Regions from separate parts of the Homo sapiens genome. Here region 1 is linked to region 2. Evidence: chromatin contacts called from ENCODE Hi-C or POLR2A ChIA-PET data. All regions are on one chromosome and are shown on one strand. The core of a region is the stretch at or near the end of the contact, and the rest is flanking DNA. Distances in the headings are between cores, read along the strand shown.

Region 1 (5,976 bases), core at 1,311-3,810, 850 kb after region 2:
GTACACCTCTAGTCGTCTTCATTAACGTAAGCTAGATCGATAGACCTTTTCAGAAGTAATTGTTTTCATCAGTTATTCTAGCTAAACAGGGTTTTCTCACCTAGTTATGATTATATACTTTTGGAATAAAAATGCTTGTGAAAATATTTGAAGTTTTTCATTTAGATGAAACATTCTACTTTATCATATTTTGTTAGCAAGTATTTTGTGTTAGTAACCTAAGTCCCATTAATAATCTAAAATGTATGTAGTCTTTTGAGACTTTCAAATTAGTAGGCAAAAATACATATATACATACATATATACATATATGTATAATGTAGATCAGGCTGGGCGGGATGGCTCACACCTATAATCCCAGCATTTTGGGAGGCCAAGTGAGGAGGATTGCTTGAGGCAGGAGTTCAAGACCAGACTGAACAACATAGCAAGATCCTGTCTTTACAAAAATTTTTTTTAAAAAATTAGCTGGGTATAGTGGTATGTGCCTGTAGTCCTGGATACTTGGGGGAGGCTGAGGTGGGAGAATCCCTTGAGCCCAGGAGTTCAGTGTTGCTGTGAGCTGTGATCACATCATTGCACTCCAGCCTGGGCAACAGAGTGAGACACTGTCTCTAAAAAGAGTTAAAAATAAAATGTAGATCTTTAGTTAACAATGCTTATTTACAATGCTGTAACTGTGTAACAAGCATCACAGAGAATATAAAAGAAGGGCATGGCCTTTCTAGTCAAAATTTTACATTGTAGATGGGAATGTACAGTATTCGCAATCAGTGTGTTTACAAGGCTCTGTATAAGCAAGGTCGTATTAATAAAATTTGACTCTAGCAATACGATCTCATTAGCCATGGTGATTTGAAGGAGGAAGAATTTACCTGAAATATTTTAATTCATTGTCTCCTCATTTTAGGATTACAGTTTAAAGACAATTTCTGTGATCAAGTTGTCATTTGGAAGATTAAACCCATTTCACGAGGACTTGGAGCCTGGTCCTTGCTTTGAGGAAGCAGTGGCTTGTTTCAAGAAGCCACTTCTGATCTAAGAATCTACCCAGCATGCCTAATCAAGGAGAAGACTGCTATTTTTTTTTCTATTCCACATGTACCAAAGTAAGAATTGACATCTTTAAATCAGTTCTTTCTACAATTTGCTTAATAGAATTGGATAAGATTTTCCCAACATTTTAAGTTGTTTTTATTATATATATATTTTTTGCCCAACTTTATTATTGGCTGTCAGTTTTTTAAAGGATAATGTATTTAGGGTAATTCAGTGTTTTTTTCTTTTCATTTTATATATAACTAATTTTCCCATCTTGTACAAAAGTGAAAAGGCACGTGGCATGTAGTCATCATTCAGTGTTCAAAATTAATCTGTTCAGGGTGCCTTTGGAAATGGGGCCACTTTGACCTATGCCTTACTAACTTTGATTTTATATACTTCATATTAAATGAGTGAGTGAATAGTTAGTGAATTGTGTTGTACTTCCAGAAACTGTCATGGGTTGAATTTGACTTCTTTCTTCTCCCAGATTTCCTGCTGAGTACTAAGAATATAGAGTCATCATACTAAATATGCTTTTGCAGTTTTTTGGCTTAATCTTTGTCAAAACTTCTGTTTTTCTCCTTGATTCTTTTGCAGCTCTATTTACATATACCTATTGCTTTCTGTGATTTTATGACTAATTCTATAAACGTATATGTTAAAAAAATTTGTTCTTCAGTCATCTTGATTTTTTTTTTATTTTTATTTTTTGAGACGGAGTCTAGTTCTGTCACCCAGGCTGGAGTGCAGTGGTATGGTCTTGGCTTACTGTAACCTCCGCCTCCCAGGTTCAAGCCATTCTCCTGCCTCAGCCTCCCAAGTAGCTGGGATTTCTGGCGCCTGCCACCACACCCAGCTAACTGTATTTTTAGTACAGACAGGGTTTCACGTGTTGGCCAGGCTTGTCTTGAACTCCTGACCTTGTGATCTGCCCGCCTCGGCCTCCCAAAGTGCTGGGATTACAGGCGTGAGCCCCCACGCCCGGTGATATTATGTTTTAAATGATGAGTTTTGAGCAAAGCTGTGATAATTTTATCTTACCTATAGCAGTTTGCACAACAGTAGCGTTTTATTTCAGATATTACCGTTGCATAAAGTATGCAGTGGAGCACAGTTATATTGTATATATGTTAATTATATTTAAATTCTATTTACTTTCTGATTTTCCATCAAAAGCTAGAGTTACACAAGGCGAGATGTCAGTTTTGAAGATGAACTGTAAAATACATTTTTAAAGAGGACCTAACACTCCTACTTGTCTTTTTCAACTCTTTTTTTCAGCTTGTGTCACTCATGCCAGATCAAACGAAGGGTACTGTCAAGAAATAGGTTATAGGAAATAATTTGTTGCTCTCGGTTTGTTCCTGTCATTCCATGTCCATTGTTTTTTACCTTACCAGTCCTTTCTTACTCATTTGTGCTTGTCTAAATTCCAGGAGCTCTTGTTATGGATATTTTACCTAGGATGTATTTCAATGCTACAAATAGAGTGTTCTCTATTTGTTTACAGGGTGACAGCTGCCCATTCCGTCACTGTGAAGCTGCAATAGGAAATGAAACTGTTTGCACATTATGGCAAGAAGGGCGCTGTTTTCGACAGGTGTGCAGGTTTCGGCACATGGAGATTGATGTAAGTTTTTTATTTCCGTTATCATAATAAGTAGTCTGGAGACCTGGTGGGCCAATAAAAAATATAGGGACAAAAGTGACTTTTAAAAAATATATTAAGGCTGAGTGCAGTGGCTCATGCCTGTAGTTCCAGCACTTTGGGAGGCTGAGGCGGGTAGATCATGAGGTCAGGAGATTGAGACCATCCTAGCCAACGTGGTGAAACCCCATCTCTACTAAAAATACAAAAAATTAGCTCAGTGTGGTGGCATGTGCCTGTAATTCCAGCTACTCGGGAGGCTGAGGCAGGAAAATCGCTCGAACCAGGGAGTTGGAGGTTGCAGTGAGCTGAGATCGCACCACTGCACTCCAGCCTGGTGACAGAGCAACACTCCGTCTCAAAAAAAAAAATATATATATATACACACACACACACACACACACACACACACGTGTATATATACATATGTATATGTGTGTATATACACACACGTGTATATATGTGTGTGTATATATATACACAACTTTCCTCTATGCAATTTTTTTTTCTTTCTTTTTATTTTTTTTTTTTTGAAACGGAGTCTCACTCTGTCGCCCACGCTGGAGTGCAGTGGCGCAATCTCTGCTTACTGCAACCTCCACCTCCCAGGTTCAAGCGATTCTCCTGCCTCAGCCTCCTGAGTAGCTGGGATTACAGGCACCTGCCACCATGGCCTGCTAATTTTTGTATTTTTAGTAGAGACGGGGTTTTACCACGCAGGCCAGGCTGGGCTCGAACTCCTGACTTCAGGTGATTTACCCACTTTGGCCTCTGAAAGTGCTGGGATTACATGCGTGAGCCACCGTGCCCAGCTGACTCCAATTTTTTTTTTTTTTTTTTTTTTGAGACAGAGTTTTGCTCTTGTTGCCCAGGCTGGAGTGTAATAGCATGGGCTCAGCTTAGTGCAACCTCCACCTCCCTAGTTCAAGCGGTTCTCCTGCCTCAGCCTCCCGAGTAGCTAGAATTACAGGCATGCACTACCATGCCTGGCTAATTCTGTATTTTTAGTAGAGATGGGGTTTTGCCATGCTGGTCAGGCTGGTCTCGAACTCCTGATCTCTGGTGATCCACTTGCCTCGGCCTCCCAAAGTGCTGGGATTACAGGCATGAGCCACCGCGCCCAGCCGACTCCAGCAATTTTTTTAAAAAGATTAACATTGATATATTACCATCGTTTAATCCTTTGATCTCACTCAAATTTTGCCAGTTTTATTTTAATATCTTTTATTTTAGAAAGAGCAAGTCCAGGCTGGGCTCAGTGGCTCACGCCTGTAATCCCAGCACTTTACTAGGCTGAGGCGGGTGAATCATGAGATCAGGAGTTCGAGACCAGCCTGACCAACATGGTGAAAGCCCATCTCTACTAAAAATATAAAAATTAGTTGGGTGTGGTGGCACGCGTCTGTAATCCCAGCTATTCAGGAGGCTGAAGCAGGAGAATCGCTTGAACCTGGGAGGCGGAGGTTGCACTGAGCTGAGATTGCGCCACTCCATTCTGGCCTGGGTGACAGGGCGAGACTCCATCTCAAGAAAAAAAAAAAAAAAGCCCAAATTCAAGTGTTGCACATAGTTGTCACGACTAGTTTTGTCTCCTTCTGTTGAGAGCAGTTGCTCAGTCCTGCCTTGCGTTTCATTGCCCTTAACACTTATGGTAGCTATAGGGAAATTGTTTTTAAGAATGTTCTTCAATTTGGGTTTGTTTGTATTCCCCCTCATTACTAAATTAAGATTATATAGCTTTAGCAGGAATATCACAAATTATGTGTGTGTGTGTGTATATTTTGAGTTGAGACAGAGTCTCGCGCTGTTACCCAGGCTGGAGTGCAGTGGTGGGATCTCAGCTCACTGCGACCTCTGCCTCCTGAGTTCATGTGATTCTTGTGCCTCAACCTCTCGAGTAGCTGGGACAACGGGCATGCCTCACCACACCCGTCTAATTTTTTGTGTTTTTTAGTAGACACGAGGTTTCGCGATGTTGGCCAGGCTGGTCTCGAATTGTTGGCCTCAAGTTATTCACCTGCCTCAGCCTCCCAGAGTGCTGAGATTACAGGTGTGAGCCACGCCCGGCGAATGGTATTTTTGTTGCATATCATCCCGTGGCACACAGTTTTAATTTTCTCATTACTGGTGATGTTAACTTTGATCACTCAATTAAGATGGTATCTGCCAGATTGCTTCATTATAAAGGCTTTCTTTTTGTAATTAATAAATATTTTGTGGAGAGGTACTTTTAGACCCTTTACCCCGTTTCTCATCAGACTTCAACTTTTTCCCCGTTATTGATGTGAATTAATGCAAACTTGTGGTGATACGTTTGGCTCTGTATCCTCACCTGAATCTCACCTCTATCGTAATCCCCATGTGTTAAGGGAGGGACCTGATGGGAGGTGATTGGATCATGGGGGCGGTTTCCCCCACGCTATTCTCATGATAGTGAGTGCGTTCTCGTGAGATCTGATGGTTTAAAAGTGTGGGACTCCCTTTGCTCGCGCTCTCTTGCTGCCATGTAAGACTTGTTTGTGTCTTGCGTCCTGTTCACCTCCTGCCATAATTATAAGTTTCCTGAAGCCTCCCCAGCCATGCAGAACTGTGAGTTAGTTAAACCTTTTTTTTTTAAATAAATTTCCCAGTCTCAGATAGTTCTTTATAGCAATGTGAAAATGGACTAATACATGTGGTTTTCTATTTTAATCAGTGTGTCGTACTCTGTTACTATCATTACTTTTATGCTCCGATTGACCCAGATTTGGCAAGTAGGAGCCTTTCAAACTGATTTTTGTGTTCTTTTGATGTTTCCATCATTCTTTGAGCATCTCTGCTTTTTGGCCTGACAAGATTTTCCAGGCTCATCCTGTACTTTTCCTACTTCAGCCCTGTATTCGGCCATTTATCCAAGGTGCCCTGGTTTCTTTTAGTGAATAATGGTATATAGAAGTTAAGATTTGGGCTGCTCCTAGAGTGTCATCACTTTCAGGTCCTCTCAGTGGACAGAGCTGAGGAATATATAAATGTATACACTTAACAGACATTTACATCATTATGGTTTTTGGTTTTGTTTTTTTTTTTTTGAGACGGAGTCTTGCTCTATCACCCAGGCTGGAGTGCAGTGGCGCGATCTCCGCTCACTGCAAGCTCCGCCTCATTGGTTCACACCATTCTCCTGTTTCAGTCTCCCGAGTAGCTGGGATTACAGGTGCCCGCCACCACGCCCGGCTAATTTTTTGTACTTTTAGTAGAGATGGGGTTTCACCGTGTTAGCCAGGATGGTCTCGATCTGCTGACCT
Region 2 (5,970 bases), core at 1,893-4,392:
GCTCCAGGCCATTACCAGTGAAATAACCCTGTGGAAATCATTTAGCCTCTCTGGAACCCCATTGTCTCTCTGTAAAAGGAAAAGGCTAGTACCTACTTCATAGATACCTATATATGTGTCTAATTTTTGTGTCTAATATATAGTAGTGTATTAGACTACACAGTGTCTAATGCACAGTAGTGTCCAATGCTAATTTTCTTTCTTCCTAGCTAGTCATTCCTAGCTGCTTCTCTCTTCTCTCACCTAAAACTATTAGATCCATTCAAAATGAGGAAAGCTCATTTAATTTGTTTCTCTAATTCCATCAGTTAAAATTTTTTTTGGTTTCTACCTGCTTATGATTTTGTTTTTCAGATACTAGGGAGTTCTAAGCATTGCTGGAAATCCCCTGATGAACAACAGCTTGGCTATGGTTACCAGTCTTCAGAGGGTCACCTAGGAATTTGCATGGCAACAGTCAACAATGGTGGGAGAGAAAGGCCCTCAGTGTAATGCACCTGTCCCGCCGGCAATCATTCCCAGTTTCTTCGCCACTCGGGGTTCTGGTGGAGATTTCTTGTTGGGCTGAATGTTAAAATGCCCTGAGAGGTCAGGTGAAGAGAGCAGTGGAAGAATAAAGTCAATACAGCGAACTTAGAAAACAAATGCAGAGTTGAAAATATGCCTGAGGCCAGTTGAGCAGCTGCTATGACATCTGATCCTGGAGCTTGGGTGGAAGCTTGAGTTGAGCCAGCCCTGACAATAATATAGTTGAGGGACAATGGGGCCAGGGCTATCTGTGAGTCAGTTCAGCGCCACACAATGTATCAGCTGCTTCTGGCAAAGTGTCACTCCCTGGTGAAGGAGACAGGCACAGAGCCAGGTGTGAATCTATTTTCCCAAGTGGCACACAGCAGCTCCAGGGACTTGCTAATGCACCCAGCTGTTCCCATGGGAAGGGCTGAAAGCTATCTCTGGCTCACTCCACAGCTCACCCAGGGGGGCAAATTTTTGAAGGTGGGGAAGAGGGGCACATGTTTGCTTTAGTAATCTCCACAGCTGCCATGGCTAGGGAATTCAAGTGGAGGAGGAACTGCTTCCTGTGGCAAATGGGGCTGAGAAACATGCCTTTCTATTGTATCAGCGCTATGTTTAGAAGGAAGGGCGGCCCTGGCCCTTACGTGCATACACATGTGTACACACAGCCATACTGTGCCAAGAGGACTATGGGAACTGATAAAGTGGGAGACAGGCTCAAGGAGAAGACAGGTCATTACCTTTTCCAGTGTAAGTGAGCAACCCGCTTGGCCCCCGAAACTCCACCACATCCCCAACCTTCAGGCTATCCAGGTACTGAGACATCTTCCCTCCCTCAGGAAATTTGGGGTGCACACCCTTCAGGTAGACCTTACAAGACAGAGAGAAAAATACCTTATTTGGAATGTCACTGGTTTCTGAGCCCCATGTTGACTAAACCTCCCTGAGGCTGGGGCAGGGATCAGATATGTGCTATCTTTTCCCCGTCTACATACTTTCTTTCTTTCTTTTTTTTTTTTGAGTCAGAGTTTTGCTCTTGCTGCCCAGGCTTGAGTGCAGTGGCGCAATCTTGGCTCACTGCAACCTCCGCCTCCTGGGTTCAAGTGAGTCTCCTGCCTCAGTCTCCTGAGTAGCTCATACTTTCTTCACATCCACAGAGTACATACCATTTCCTGCTGTCAGGCAAATCTTAGAAATTTCTACAAATCCCAGAAAGAATGGGTAAGCAGCCCCTGGGTCCCTTCCTAGCCCCTTACCTTGATGACAAGATCCACATAGCCTTGATCCTCATCACTGGTGACAGGAGTGTATGGCCTGATGACCAGGCTGCCATCAATTCGGGTGGAGAGGTAGATATGTTTGCCTGGGGACCGTGCAGAGAGCTACATAAGGGTTGTCTGTGATGTGCTGCATCCCTCAAAATACTCAAAGAGATTTGAGAGAACAAGATGTCTTGCTTCCTGCTGTGGTCCCAAGGAGCTACAAGGCAGGGAAGATTTGCCCCATTGAGCCCTCAGTTGGATCTCTTATAAGCGCCCAGTTGAGGAAACACTTATTTCCAGCGTTTCCTGCCAGTTACTGCCAGGACCTTGACAGATGAGCCAAAAGGGTCTGGGCAATGGGAAAAAGTTAGTAGTGCTTGCTCAGAGGGAGTAATTAGCAAATCCTGCAGGGAAGAGGCAAGACTGTTGAGTGTTAAAGCTGGATGGGGGTCATGGAAGCCACACTCTAGAGGGGCCCAGTGGCACCTCACAGCTTGGAGGATGCAGAGCCAAGTGGGGGAAGGGGAATGGTGTGTGGAGCAAACCGGTTGAAGCAGCGTGTTTCATGAGATCCCAGGAGGGGAGTCACCTTCTGAGGATACCAGGGAAAGGAGCCCATTCCACACTTTCCTTACCCACAGGCAGCCCCAGAGTGTGGTGGGCGGTGGGCAGGGCAAAGCGGAACCTCTTGGTGTTGTGGCTCACAGTCTGGAGGGTGGAGGACACAAGTGTTTCACCAAGCGCGCCTGGCGCTGCCACGTCCCTTGGACATCCCAACCACCGTGGGTGCTGTACCCTCCATGCCAGGAGCACTCTGGTCCCCTCCTTCACCCTGGCCCTTTCTTCCCCAACTTACCGTCTTGTCTAGCAGTCGTAGCAGGTACTTTTCATTGGGGTCCAGGAGAGTGACCTGAGGCCGGCGGGACCTCCGAACCAAGTAGGAGCCCACAGCCAGGCCGAGCAGAGTGACCAGCCCCACCCCCAGGGAGGCCAGCAGGACGGGGCTCTGTGGGTAGAGGAGGCAGCGTGACCGCCAGGCTGGGTAAGAGCCCGGGGCTTGGGTGGTGACCGTCCCAGGGGTGGCGATCCCGAGCTCCAGCGCGGAGGCATGCCAAGGGCAGAGGGGTAACCTGGCGGAGTCCCGAGCCCGGATGTGCGGGATCGGGACCCCAGCATCCACGGTGGGCCCAGAGCCCTGCGGGGCGGGGTCGGCAGCGACAGCCCCTGGTCCGGAGCTGAGTGGCCAGAACCAGATGGGGAGGGGTCCCCCAGTGGAGGATACTGAATGAGGGTCTTACCGTCTGGATCCCCATGACGGAGCGCCTTTTCCTCCACCACCTGACAAGCCGACAGATCCCACAATGCGCCGCGGGGCGGGTCGGAGGGCGGGGCAGGCCGGGGGCGGGGCCGGGCAGGAGGCAGGACCTCGCGGCTGGGGGGGCAGGAGGCGGGGCCTGGCGGGGGGGGGGGGGGGTGTCTGTCGGGGGCGGGGCCTAGCAGGAGGTGGCGGCGGCGGGGCCTTTTGGGGGCGGGGTCCGGCAGAGGCGGGGCTGGGCCCCTCTGCGCGCCACCCTTTCCCTCCGCTACTCGGTGGCTCAGGGTCTCCGGTGCTTATTCAATACTTTTTTTTTTTTTTTTGAGTCGGAGCCTCGCTCTGTCGCCCAGGCTGGAGTGCAGTGGCGCGATCTCGGTTACTGCAACCTCCGCCTCCCAGTTTCAAGTGGTTCTCCTGGCTCCGCCTCCCGAGTATCTGGGACTACTGGCGTGCGCCACCACGCCCGGCTAATTTTTTTTTTGTATTTTTAGTACAGACTGGGTTTCACCGTGTTGGTCAGGGTGGTCTCGAGCTCCAGGGCTCAAATAATCTACCCGCTTCGGCCTCCCAACGTGTTGGGATTACAGGCGTGAGCCATCGCGCCCGGCCCCAAGATCTTTTAAGACCGCAGCTCCAGCCTCTCCTCCCAGCGAGGTGGTCCCTGCCACTTCGACCCGCTTATATCCGAACTGGATGGGAGTTCTGCCTAAGGTAGAACCACGCTAAATTGGGGGATTGGAAATCTCTTGAGTCTGCGGGTGCTGAGCGGAGAGTGTAACGATGAACCAGAGACAGGCTCAAAGTAGAGCAGAAGGGCCTGAAGTTAATCATTGTGCAGTCACCTTAGTTTTTCAACCGGCTGAATTGCAGCAAGAGAATGGAACAGCCCAGAGGAGTCTCTTACAGGAGTGAACAGTGGCATGGCAACTTCATTTCCTTTTGACAAAAGACTGATTTTGTTTACAGCGCCAAGCCGTCAGCCTATCAGGATGATTCAGGAGCTTCCTTTGGTTTCAAAGACCAAGCTTCACATCCTGATTTGGGTTCTTGTGCCCTTAGGGTCAAAGAAGTGGGCTTTGGAGGCAGAGTGTACAGAATAAGAATCTTGCCTCTAGCACTTATTGGCTCTGTGACCTTAGATAGCTTACTCAACCTGAGTTTCTTCATCTACAGATGGATATAAGATGGATATCTACAGATGGATATATATTATTATCTACAGATAGATTGTATCTAGTTCATAGCTTTGGTGTGAGGCTTCAGTGAGATATGTTAACGTGCTTAGTGTAGTGCCTGTCATAAAGCAAAATATTCAACAGTTGGCAGCTACTATTATAACTTAAAAGACAGCACAGAGGGTCAGCTATGGTTTTAGGAATGAGCTCTGCCTGGGGCACAAGCATGGGACAGGAGGAGGCAGGAAAAAACATCAGGAGCCGCTGGAGCTACAGATTTCCCAAGATGACCATTCTTTCTCATACATGAGTTTCTCAACTAGAATGACATTTGCTCTTTGATATACCGTGATGGATGAGATCTCTGCAGATGTCAGTGTCAACATCTTAAACTAATACCATCAGGGCAGCAGGGACATTAGAGCCCCCAGTTTTCAGTTGTATTTGGTGAACTCTGTGAATGATCCAAGAGATACTTAGTTTTCCTTTTCCTCTCCACTGGCTGAAAATGTTCCTAAGACCCCAGTACATGTTCCTCTGAATTTTTTAAGCAGCCTGCACACTGACTTGAGGGAAGTGAGTGCACCAGATCATGGTGACATGCCAATCCATGCAGAGAGGGTTGAAAAGGGGAAGGAAGGGACCCTTCCTCTTTTCTGTTCCGAGAGAATGAGGCGATTATGTTCCGGTGCTTCTGACATCCCCACTGCTGGCTTGGTTAAGAAGCCACACTACTGATCCTTGCCACTGCTCCACTCTGGCTAAAGAGGTTCTAGGCCTTCCTCCCTCTAGTGGATAGATGTGGCAAGAGAGGGGGAAGTATGGAACGAAAGGAGAGCATAACTACAACTCGGGCTTCTCTCAGTGATTGCATTTTCTGAACCCCAAAGTGGCACATTCTAACAAGTGTGAGTGTATCACTGGGAACCACAGGACAGAATGGTTGGGTGTGGGCTTATCCTGGAAACTAAGTGTTGGACTCAGTAATTGTGGGAAGGCTCTTTTGCTCCTGAAAATGAATGCTGCAGGAGTGGTGGGAAGGGGCTGATGGCCTGGCAGGTCTTCCTGTCTCAGATTCTGTGGTGAATTGAACTCCACTCCACCACGACTCATGGTAATCTTACATTACTCCTAGTTTGGAGGAAAAGATAGGCATTTCTGAATTTTTATTTAACCCAATCTTTTAAGTTTAGGATTTCCTCCTGGGTATACAATAAAGAATAGAACAGGCTGGGTTCACGCCTGTAATCCCATCACTTTGGGAGGCTGGATGGATCACTTGAGCCCAGGAGTTTGAGACCAGCCTGGGCAACATGGCAAAATCCTGTCTTTACAAAAATACAAAAATTAGCCAAGTGCGATGGCGCTGGCCTGTAGTCCTAGATACTAAGGAGGCTGAGGTGGGGGTATTGCTTGAGCCTGGGAGATCAACGCTGCAGTGAGCCATGATTGCGCCACTGCACTCCAGCCTGGGCAATAGAGCAAGACCCTGTTTAAAAAAATATATATATATAATGTAGTGTGAGGGGGAAGTAGAATTTCAAACCTGTGTTTTATAATTCTGAATTAGGATGTAAAACTCAGTGGCCCTTTTTAGATAAGATATCCAGAAAGAAGCTTGGAGGAAGACTTGCTCATACTGAGGAGATGGCATGGAGGAATCAGACCAGGAGATGTAATAATGACAAAAAAATTAACATTT

The links. Hi-C counts contacts between places; a loop is a spot of excess contacts on that map. ChIA-PET counts read pairs that join two places held with the same protein, here RNA polymerase II (POLR2A).
Region 1: a map of posterior vena cava shows a loop between it and region 2 (8-fold over the local background). The contact joins the enhancer-like site here to the promoter of CYB5R1 in region 2. A Hi-C loop is called at or near these places in 1 of 168 maps with a recorded cell type or tissue (posterior vena cava). POLR2A ChIA-PET finds 5 or more read pairs at or near these places in 3 of 52 experiments (GM12878, MCF 10A and activated T-cell).

What each region holds. Positions count from the first base shown.
Region 1 is chr1:203,816,016-203,821,991 of GRCh38, forward strand. It overlaps ZBED6 (zinc finger BED-type containing 6), which reads left to right. Exons shown (of 17, transcript NM_001395895.1): 2 at 911-1,109; 3 at 2,555-2,674. ZC3H11A (zinc finger CCCH-type containing 11A) reads left to right here. Exons shown (of 18, transcript NM_001376342.1): 3 at 911-1,109; 4 at 2,555-2,674. The coding sequence starts at 1,056. Among named protein-coding and RNA genes, the nearest start is that of ZC3H11A, 23 kb to the left of the region's middle. Within about 2 kb of position 2,561, at least 3 of the 41 ENCODE cell types and tissues checked have a DNase peak (open chromatin) inside an H3K27ac peak, as active enhancers do.
Region 2 is chr1:202,964,115-202,970,084 of GRCh38, forward strand. CYB5R1 (cytochrome b5 reductase 1) reads right to left here and starts at 3,143. Exons shown (of 9, transcript NM_016243.3): 1 at 3,077-3,143; 2 at 2,635-2,784; 3 at 2,414-2,486; 4 at 1,773-1,879; 5 at 1,257-1,386; 6 at 498-581. The coding sequence starts at 3,091. RefSeq lists silencers at 3,051-3,100, 3,171-3,330, 3,947-4,241.